Regions from separate parts of the Mus musculus genome. Here region 1 is linked to region 2. A link is a loop called in an ENCODE intact Hi-C map of the cell type or tissue named here. Cell type or tissue: left cerebral cortex. All regions are shown on one strand. Links, peaks and the distances in the headings refer to the core of each region. The heading gives the core; the rest is flanking DNA. Region 1 overlaps Il33 (interleukin 33). Region 2 overlaps Gm41832 (a long non-coding RNA gene).

The links. Hi-C counts contacts between places; a loop is a spot of excess contacts. Peaks named below come from ENCODE experiments on the same cell type or tissue, not always from the same donor. Only the 100,000 strongest peaks of a DNase experiment are listed, where the experiment ranks them.
Region 1: it touches region 2 in a loop (2.0-fold over the local background); 3 of 42 quality-filtered maps call a loop at or near these places.

The regions. Positions count from the first base shown.
Region 1 is chr19:29,948,044-29,953,427 of GRCm38, forward strand. It overlaps Il33 (interleukin 33), which reads left to right. Exons shown (of 8, transcript NM_133775.3): 2 at 1,617-1,724; 3 at 3,933-4,058; 4 at 4,687-4,797. The coding sequence starts at 1,628. Among named protein-coding and RNA genes, the nearest start is that of Gm41832, 24 kb to the left of the region's middle. In left cerebral cortex, for the core only: a CTCF peak has its summit at 290 (motif pointing right); DNase peaks (open chromatin) are centred at 338 and 2,218; H3K4me3 peaks cover 774 bases; H3K27ac peaks cover 478 bases.
Region 2 is chr19:29,841,324-29,846,707 of GRCm38, forward strand. It overlaps Gm41832 (a long non-coding RNA gene), which reads right to left. Exons shown (of 5, transcript XR_877808.2): 3 at 1,959-2,171. Among named protein-coding and RNA genes, the nearest start is that of Ranbp6, 31 kb to the left of the region's middle. In left cerebral cortex, for the core only: no CTCF peak of the experiment used is centred there; DNase peaks (open chromatin) are centred at 2,903 and 3,168; H3K27ac peaks cover 1,021 bases.

The sequences.
Region 1 (5,384 bases), core at 271-5,270, 110 kb after region 2:
AAAGCGTAGATGCTTTCTTCCTTTGCACTTATGGGGCCATGGCATCCCCCGACGATGTCTACATTCCTTAGGCTTGGGCAGGTTATCATTCACTGAGGCTCTCTGGAGTCCGCGACTGTGGCAAAGTCCACCTAGTTCACCTCAGAATGAAGGGAGCAAACGGCTCTCCTAGTTATGTCCAGATGGAAGAGCAATCAGCCTGTCCTGGTTTATAAGTAATCTTCAGCTACCTGCTTGGAGGCCTCAGTCATCCCCAATCCCAGGAGCTGAGTAGTCCTCGCCACCAGAGGGCGGGAGCACTGATCACTGTGTCTTCCTTCCTCAACTGAGCAGGCTCCCCGTAATTGAAACTTCTCATTGGTTCGTTCATCCGAACCAATCCCTTCCAGGATTGCCTCATAGCCGGTCACTATGGCAGCGTTCCCAGGCATCCTGATTTGGCACCTGTCTGTATTTTCTGATCTTCAGAGTTGCTGCTGGTCACAACACTTTTAAACTACCGGAGAGTGACGGTGTGGCGTCTTTACTCTAGGCAGCAGTGGACAGGAACTCGCCCTTAGACCTAATTTCTGCCCTGGCTTGTGAGAACTGTACTGTTAACCATGGGTTTCTCCCGCTGCGCTGCGAGCAGCGCAATTCTATTCTTCTGGTAGCCTAAACCCAGATGAACTTGTGATTGTTGCTCCCTCCCTCCTAATCCTTCCCAGTCCCTCTCCCCATCCCCCACCAATGCCTGGAACCGGGACTGGAGCTCTGGACTGCTTCCTACTTCGTGTTATCTTTTTGTTTCTCCATGAGTTTTAATTGCCCTGTTGTTTTTGTTGTTGTTTTGGTTTTCCCCCTTTATGCCCAGTGATTTCTCCACTAGATCTCCTTGGGCTTTGGTTTGTCCTTTGTTACCCTGGTCTTTGAACTTGTGAGAAAATCGGCAACCTTACTCCATTTATTCTTGAGGAACCATGCTTAATCTTGATCACTGCCTGCCATTACTCTTTTTAAACATTCAGCTGGTGCCAAATCTGACCCGAGGAAACCCTCCACGGTGGCTCCCACATGCTTTTGACACAAACTCATTTAGTTTTTTAATAGCTGGACGTTTTCTGGCATAACGTGTTTTATGGTCATTATTACTTTCCTGACCACGAATCTGGAGTCAAAGTTCCTTCCAGTGGAGAAAATATTTAGAAAATAAAATGTGTACACACACTGCTTGTTTAATACTGACTCAAATCTAACATCGCAGGGCATTTGCCTTGGCTTCTGAGTTACGTATTTATATTTCTTACCCCCCTACAGTGAGAAATCATACAAGATCAGTATCGCTATTTTTTTTTTTTTTTTGCTATATACTACAACAAAACAGTACTGAGATTTCAACACAAACATGGCATTAACACTAAGACTACTCAGCCTCAGATTTCTCTGTGCTTTCATTACTTTATTCTTTGATTCTATGGCTAGATTCTAGCCTAAATGTAGAGTCAGAATACTATGCTGAATTTTATTCTCCCCCCTCCCCCCTGTATGGCTATCAGTTTCATGGTGAGATAGCCAAGGTTGCTTCTGATGACTTCAGGTCCATATAGTTGGATTAATGTTATATTTCAATCCCACAGAAACCTGAAAAATGAGACCTAGAATGAAGTATTCCAACTCCAAGATTTCCCCGGCAAAGTTCAGCAGCACCGCAGGCGAAGCCCTGGTCCCGCCTTGCAAAATAAGAAGTAAGAGCGCTCTCTTTAACCACTATTAAATCTATTATCAAATATTTGTTATTTCAACATGAAGACGGGCGACCTTACCAAAAACTCTCAAGTATACAAGAGCTGAAAAGAAAGAGAGACAGCTTGTTGTTTTCTTAAACAGACTTCACAGCATCACCGTTGTTATTTGGTACAACATAGGACAGTTGACCACTTATTCTTGGACTAGTAACAAGAAGGGTAGCAGAGCTCTGGTGGACAGAACGGAAGTTAGAGGGTGATGGGAAAGGAAAGCGATGTCCCCTTCTGCCCTTCCCGAGGTGCTGGACTGCTCACACACTTCTTTCAAAGCCAGGATTTAAAAGAAAAAAAATTGACAGTGGTTTCTGAATGGCCAGAAAAAAATCACAGTTAAATTAATCCTTTCATTTGCAGTTATGTCATAATGCTCTGTGCAGATATAATGACTCAGTGCAAGTGACTCGGTGTTCCCAAGTTTCCTCCTATTAAAGAATGCACTGTCTTCAGATCCAAGAAAACGAGGCCCTTTATCGGCACTGCCTTGTGGAGTAGACATGCCAGAATGCCTGACATTGGTGCCCGCGCTTGCTTCGAATACTGAGATCTTACAATTCACATGTTCTAGTTTTCATCTCCATCTCACCCTGGAATACTATTTACGATGTCCAGAACACAATGGACTTTTCTGCATGGGACTTAAATTTTTCTTGGGCTAAGTAAAATGAGAATTAACAAATAACTCGTTAATCTTTTTAGTTCCGTTGCCTGAATTTGCATTTGACTGCTCCCTCAGATGGCAGTGCTCACTTACTTCTTCCCCTACCAAATAAGACTCTGTGTAGCTCACACTGATCTGGAAACTCGCAACCCTCCTGCTTTAGCCTCTTGGGTACTGGGACTAGAGGCACGACCACATCTGGCCAGTGGTCCTTTTCTTTGATGGAGGTAGAGTCTAATGAGTAGCTTTGATATTAAAGATATTGCATTAATTAATTTTACACCGCTATGGCCAAATACCCAGCAGAAGCAACATAAAGGCTTCATAGCTTAGAAGATACAGGCCATTAGGATACAGCAGGGATGGTGGCTGAACCAGTTTGATCTCTGGTAGCCTTAGCTTCCAGGGACTTCTCATATGGCACCGCCCAAGAGTGGGAGATGAAGGACCAGGCTATAATCTGAGACTGTCCCCCACGGTCTAGGTATATCAGCAAGGCCCCAAAAGTTTCACAATCTCCCAAAGAGTTTCACTAGTTTGGGACCAAGTGCTCAAGGACAAGATTCTGTGGGAACATTTAACTGTAACACACTTCTTAGCACAACTCTGAGCTATGTAATTTTGGGCAGTGCCATGAACCCTAAAAGCCTCGAATTATCATTGTAAAACTAAGATAAAACTTTGCAAGATAATCATGAATGGCTAAGTTAAAAGACACATAAAAGTAATTAGCAGAGTGTTTGGCCTCGTTTTTATATGCAGTCAATGGCAGTTCTTTTAGTATCAATAACCTTTATGGCTTACAGCCATCCTCCAAAAATTATGACGAGCAGAAATCTCCTATGGATGTTAACGTGCCCCTCAGTTAGGCAAAGATTGGTCCATACTGAATGTAGACTTGGTCCTTCAAATGGAATTATGAAAACAAAACACCAAAAAAAAAAAAACCCAAAAAAAAACAAAAAACCCCAAATTTCTAAAGACCTAATGTCTTTAGACCATGTGGCAGCAAAATGCAACTCCAGCCTCTTGTCTATCAAATCCCAAGGTCTGGAACGGCTCATTTTAAAAGGCAAATTGATTGAATTCAGAACCACTCAAGGCATTCGTGAGGCATGTCTTTAGGTATGTGTCTATGACAGCATTCTCTGGAAAGGATTGGCTTAGACCCACCCTGAAAATGAGTAGCTGCGACATCCCCTGGGCTGGATCCAGAACTAATTAAGGAGAATACGGATATAGACACACCTTCCCTCCATAAAGAACCTGAGACACAAGCAAAACTAATCCCTTTCTCCTTTAAGTTGCTGCTTGTCAAAGACTTGGTCACAGTAAGGAGAAAAGACTATTTCATTTTGCATATCCTATCTGTGGCTTGCTGTAAAATTAATGAAGTTAACTAAGTAGTGCTGTTCCAGCCTCTGTTGGAGGCACGTGTATATTATAGGATATGACCTACATAAATCTACCTCTTTTTTTCCTATTGTTAGGATCCCAACAGAAGACCAAAGAATTCTGCCATGTCTACTGCATGAGACTCCGTTCTGGCCTCACCATAAGAAAGGAGACTAGTTATTTTAGGAAAGAACCCACGAAAAGATATTCACTAAAATCGGGTAAGTACATTTCTGGAAAGACTGATGGGCATCTATTTGCTTTTACTTTCCATACACACACACACAACACACACACACACACACACACACACACACACACACACACACGCACACACACACACAATTGTTTTTCTTACCTAAATTCTCCTTGAGGAAAAGAATACAGATGATAATGTGTTGGCCATTTTAGAAAGGGTTTTTCTATTTTAGAATTTCTAAATAAATATTCAAAAAGTCTATTCTAGAATCCACTTTAGAAATGGATACACTGGTGAGTAAAAACAGAAGACACAAGATTATGTGTAAATATGTAATCATGTGGTGTGATATTTTGTAATATAGAGGAAACAAACTAAATGGTTCATAGTGGCTGCTTTGGAAGGCAGTAACTGTGGTGAGTGGCTTTCTGTTTATTTGTTTGTTTGTTTCTTCCTTTGGTGTGCTCTACTGGAGTGCAAATGGTCTTCACTTTACGTCATTATTAAGGAGGAATTGATCCCATTAGACCATTGGGTGGCCACAGCCCTAGGATCACTTACCACCGTCGCCATATTGGCCATCAAAAAAGATAGCATATTGGCACAATGAAGATTGCTGACTCAGCCCAAGCCCCACTACTGTCTTGCAGGTACCAAGCATGAAGAGAACTTCTCTGCCTATCCACGGGATTCTAGGAAGAGATCCTTGCTTGGCAGTATCCAAGCATTTGCTGCGTCTGTTGACACATTGAGCATCCAAGGTATGACTGGTCATAGGGGATGTGTGGGGTGAGGTGGGAGATAGCACATGGGGCCTTGGCAAGGGCTATTGCATAGAGCAAACTCAGGAGTATGTCTTCATATGTATTAGAAACGTTTGTTTCCTGCTTGGGTACCAGTTCAGTGGTTATCCAAATTGGGTGTGGTGGAGCTGTGCCTATTTAATCTATGGTTAGCATTCCACTTGTATTTTGAAATACTTGCTATAGGTTGGGAGCATGTCTTCATCAGTCCTGATAAATGTAATATCCTTGGAGAGAGGAAAAAAACAAAGCACCAGTCCCCACATTTCAAAATGTTCACCATGAAAGAAAATAAAGGAACTATCTTTTAAAATAACATGATGTGGCTTGAAGAGTAGTTTAAAGTTTTTGACCATTTTTGCTGCGTTCTAAGTAAAATGGTAATTATCAAGAAGTGAAGAGAACCCAGGGCGTGTAGTTCAGTGGTAGAACATTTGCCTCATGTGCCAGGCTCTGCATGTAGTCTCTATCAATGTGGGAAAAATTCAAAGTGAGGGTTGGGCATAATGGCATATAATCTCCATCCCAGAATGGGGGAGGCAGGT
Region 2 (5,384 bases), core at 329-5,328:
ATCCCCAGTGTTGAAGGTTACACTGCAGGGTGATATGGGACTGGTTTCCCACTAGCTTTGCTGAGAGATAATATCTCACAGGAGATGGTTGATAAAGGGTGTCCAGGTCATTTTCAGGGACCCAGAGTCTACTTTTGAGGAAACCACTAATTCTTTACTTGGGCCTACCGATGGCTCACAGGAATCAGATGGAGAGCCTTGGCATCTCCGTGTTCTTACTGTGTCTCACTCCTTGTGGCCTTTGTATTTGGGTCAGAGCCTTGTCAGCTCTGTGTAGACGTGTAGACCACTAAGCAATGTTTTGTCTAGAACTATGACACAAGGGTCACTTGATCTGGACATTTTTGGTCTCTCTCCTTCTCCTTCAAGTATAAAAGACACCAACCAGCCACCATAACTGGGAACACTGGAGCATGAAAAGGACATAAAAATATGACATCTGAAATATCTCTATTTGTTCCCTGAAAAGGCACACATATCTCTCTTCCCTGCTGGCCTGTCTTTCTCCATTGTTATTCCCACTGTGTCTGTGACCCCAACTCTCTGGAGTCAAGAAGTTGATTTTTCTGCAAAAGCCTCTACTCCGTTCTTCTTGGGCCCCAGAACAAAGCCTTTTTTCCCTCCCACACTGGTCTCTCAGACACTGGCTTTTTCAGAACCAAATGATCTTCCAGGCCTTCATCCAGTAACATCAGACTGAGTGTGGCCATTCTAATGACTGGAGAGCTGTACCTTATCAGGGTTAATTTTTTTAAATGAATACTGCTGCATGTTTTTTTCATATTATTGGTATATGTTATTTTGATTTTTTTCCTGTCTAGTGTTTGTGAAAGTATTTTGTCAATTAAAAATCAAGTTGTCTTATTGAATTTTAAGTGTCCTTTATTTAAAATGTGAGTCCTCTATTAGTTATATGCACATCATGTATACAGGATACCTTTTCAGGTTGCTGATTTGTTTACTGGTTTTTGAGACAGGGTCTCGCTGTGGAGCTGAGGCTGTTCTCAGAACCTTCTGGAGTGTTGGGATTACGGTGCCTGCCACGATGCCAGACTTGTCTTTTCATTACTGTTAGCAGTGTCTTTAGAAGACTAAATTATTTTAGTTTGGGTGATAGTCAAACTATCAAGTTTTCTTTCATAGTTCGTGATTTTTATATCCTAAGAAATCTTTGTTGTACACCAAGGACTGCAGATTTTTTTCTCTCCTATATTTTCTTCTGTAAGTTTTGTAACTACTTGTGTTTTAGGGTTTGTGGGAATAACTTATTATTCATGTTGTAAGTGATGTATTTTGATGTACTATGTAGTTGCAGGCTATTGATGATGCTGCTGATGCTGTGAGCGTGGGTGTGAGAGAAGGCAAGGGCACACCATTCTATGTGTGTATATTTAGGGCAGCTTTCAGGAATTCATTTTTTCCTTCTACTATGTAAGTTCTAAGGCTCGAGCTCAGGTTGCCAGACATGTACAGAAAGCACCTTACCCACTGAGCTGCCTTTCCAGCCCCAGTTGTTGTTGTTGTTTTTGAGACAGGGTTTCTCCCTAAAGCCCTGGCTGTCCTGGAACTCACTCTGTAGACAAGGCTGGCCTCGAACTCAGAAATCCACCTGCCTCTGCCTCCCAAGTGCTGGGATTAAAGGCATGCGTCACCACTGCCTGGCCCAGTTGTTTTTATATGGAGAGCCAAAGATATTTTAAAAAGCGCATATACCAGGACATTTCCAGAATGCCTTTGTAGCATTTTATGACTTGAGTCATAAAATTTCTCCTGTCGTTCTAGTTGGCTCTGTTTTCATGGCTCAGTGTTCTGTGCCTTTCGTTAATTAGTGCCACATTCTATCAGAGCTACATGAACAAACTCATCAGCTGCGTGCATGGGTCAACTCGCTTCACTGCCTGTTTGTACTCGCTTCTCTGAAGGCTCTGCACACTCTCCTCCTGAGATTTCCCTCTCACCATCAATCTCCACGACCTCTGTGCTTCTCTTGTCTTCTACTCTTCGAGGTTAATTTTTGGGTTGGTGACTATATATTTCTTCTTGTAGCAGAAGCAGATGAGTCTTCCTAGTGGAGGCAATGTGGAAGTTGCACGGCAGTAATTTAGGTCCTGAAGCGTTAGAATTCCCCATTGCAAACTGACGAACAGGCGGGACGGTTCATAGTTTAGACTCTGTGGATACACATGTATGGTCTATCTTGAGTGATACATTCAATCATGGCACATTTTAAAACTCATTCTTTAGACTTTAAGGCCAAGGAAGAAACTGTGAGAAACCCATCATTTGGGAAGCTTCCCAGGAGTTAGATGCCTATCAGCATCGTCTGGCAATAGTGCAAACAAAAAACCAGACTTTAATTTTGAACTTCACCAGAGAATATTATTGTTCATGATGTGCAAACAAAGCTAGAGAAGGAACTGGGATCTGACTCAGAAGAAACCTGCAAGGGGAGAGCAAAGCGTCCTAACAAGCCCAGCCTATATTTGCTAACGGCTCATTCAACCCAGGAACCTTCCTCAAAGGGAGTTAAAATGCAAGACAGACCGAGAGGCATCCAGATGCTAAAGAATGCACACACAGGGAGGGAAAAGCAATCTAAAAGTAAAGGCTATGGGGGCACTGAAGTCATGTGTAGTCAGAAATCTGAGTAAATTGAAATAACAGGATACATGAGTTGGGTAACATCCTGACAATGAGCCATTCTCCGCTCTAAACAGTTCCATTTTTTAATTTCCCCAGTCTTCTTTAGAATCTGTTACTTGAGATGGTCTGAGCGGGCCCATGTGCCTCGAATCTTCAAAGAGTCATTAATTAACATAATTATTCTCCGAGTCTGTTCCCTCATTTTCATGCCCATTGCACTAATCAGGTTAGGCTTTCGTTATTACTGATGTAGCTGACTGGAATAATAATCAGAACGCCCTGGCTCTCTCTTCCAAAGTGTAAACTTTTGAAAAACAAATCCTGTTGCTCTTTGTGTTCACAAACGATGTGTATACAAGGCCTGGTCATGCCACCCAGCAGCATACCGTAGAGCTGGTGTGGGGACCCATTCTGTGTGTGTTCCTGAGGGATGGAGAGATGGAGATGGGAACGAGGTTCAGAAGAACCAAAGTATCATTTAATTCACTCTCCTTGTTTTAGTCATAGAACGCGTTGGCAGCTTCTCAGGGGCTCTGCGCTCTGCTGACTTTAGATGCATGTGGCCAATTGTTCACTCCCTGCAGCCACAGAGGGATGCCAGGTTGCAGCATGTCTAAACAGAACTCATTAGTGCTTCCTTCCCACAGAAGTAAGCTCGCTTTGGGGACCTGCATTGCTATTTATCCAACACAACCCCTCTCCCCGTTGTCTCTCATCCCTCATACTTAAGAAGCAGAACCAGCAGGCTTCATTCACTGTAGCTATAATGGAACGGAATTCATTTTTCACCTTATAAAATTGTGTTATAGGCTCTGTAAGCCTGATGACCTGAAATCCACATCGGAGTCTATGTCAATGTACAAGGAGAGAAGCAACTCTATAACTTTAACCTCTTCAGCCCATTCAGCCCCACACAGGATGTAAATTTACTTTTGTAAACGTAGTTTATTTTAAATTGACAAATCGTTGCATGTAGCTATGAGATAATATTCTGATATAAGGTTGACCAAATCAGGCCAACAATCTAACCCCACCCCAATCACTCATTTTTTTCCCTGTGAAAAGATTTAAATACACCTTTATATATTCTGGAATATTGCTGCATTTTAACTGCCTTGCTCTATGACCAGCATTAGCTCTCCCTGCCTAACCAGCTTTGCACCCACTGCTCAGTGTGTGCCCCTTTCAGTCCCTCCCTCCAATGGCCTATGGCAACTTTCACTCCATTCTCTACTTAACATACAAGTGCAGCTTTTAAAGATTTCTCACATAAGTGAGATCCCTGTAGTGTTTATCTCTGTGCCTTCAATATAACACCACCAGACACACTGCCACACTGACAGGCTGCCATGTTTGCCTTGTTTATTTGTTTAAAGATGACTGTATCCCATTCCACACCGAAACCACACCTTTTAAAACATGCATTCATCCACCGATGGGCATCTGGGGGTCTTTCCATACATTAGGCATTCTGAATAGTGCTGCTGTGGATGCTCTCCTCTGGCGATTCCTCTGGCTCTCTACTTCCACTCACTTGTGGGGCATGCTGAGTATCGAGATAGCCGAACCATATGGGAATTCTCCTTTCAGTGGCTTGGGAGCTTTCTTGTTTTCCAGAATGACTGTACTGTTTTACATGATCATCAGCAGTGTATGAATTCCCCCCTTCTGCACCCTTCCCCATGTTCTCTCTAATTGTTTTAAAAACTAGCAACCAGTACAGTGATAGCAACAGATGTACGGCGATAGTCATTGTGGTTTAGATTGGCATGCCTATGGCGCTTACAGCTGTTGAGTGTTTTTCAAAGACGTTCTCCGTTTGTGTGTCCTGTCTTAAGAAATGTTCATATAGGACCTTTGCCTGCACTTCAGGTTCTTGTCTTGCTGTTGGCTTCTTGGCACATTTTAGATTTTACCACCTGATCTGAAATACTATTTACAAATATCCAAATCTGTGGGTTATCATTCATTCCTTCCTTGTCAATAGAAACCTTTCGGTTTGATGCAATCTTCTTAGCCGGTAGTTGCCTGCAGGTTCTTGAGGTCATATCTGAGAGGTCTCTTCTATACGTCACAGAGCTTTCCCCACACATTTTTTTCAGTCGTCTTCATTTGGGTGTCTTCATTTTATAGGTCCTCACTCTGTTTTATAACCGATTCGTACATAAAGAGTGAGAAAGGGGTCTGTGTCCATTCTTCTGCACGTGGACATTCCATTTCCTATTGAAGATTATCCCTCTGAAGACGCGATCCTGTTTTCCTGAAAGCTTTGTCAAAACCCAATCAAGCACAGGTTTGTGGGTGTAAAGTTCTTCTCTCAGTTACTTCAGTCAGATCCATTTTTCCTCTCAGGGTGGTAACTTCTGGTCTTCTCCATTTACATTTCAGGACCCTCCCAAATCCACTCTGTACGTTCATCCGCACTGGACTGTTTAAACACAAGGTAAAACCGAGCAGTCGCCTTTAGAAAGAATGATTTCATATGCTTGGTAAAAAGTTTTCTGGGATATTTTACTTAATAATCACAAAGCACTGGACACCAGACTGGCCGAAACATCAATAATATAAGACATGTTGTCAAATACACATGTAGACCATTTTTATTATTTTTTGAAAGGAAATGAATATTCATAGGCAGACGTACCCCATACCTTGAGTGGTTGGGGCAAGGAGTGTTGAAAAAGTCTTAACTTTCTCTTCTAGAAAAATTCAATATACAGTAAGCAGAGAGAATTATAGAA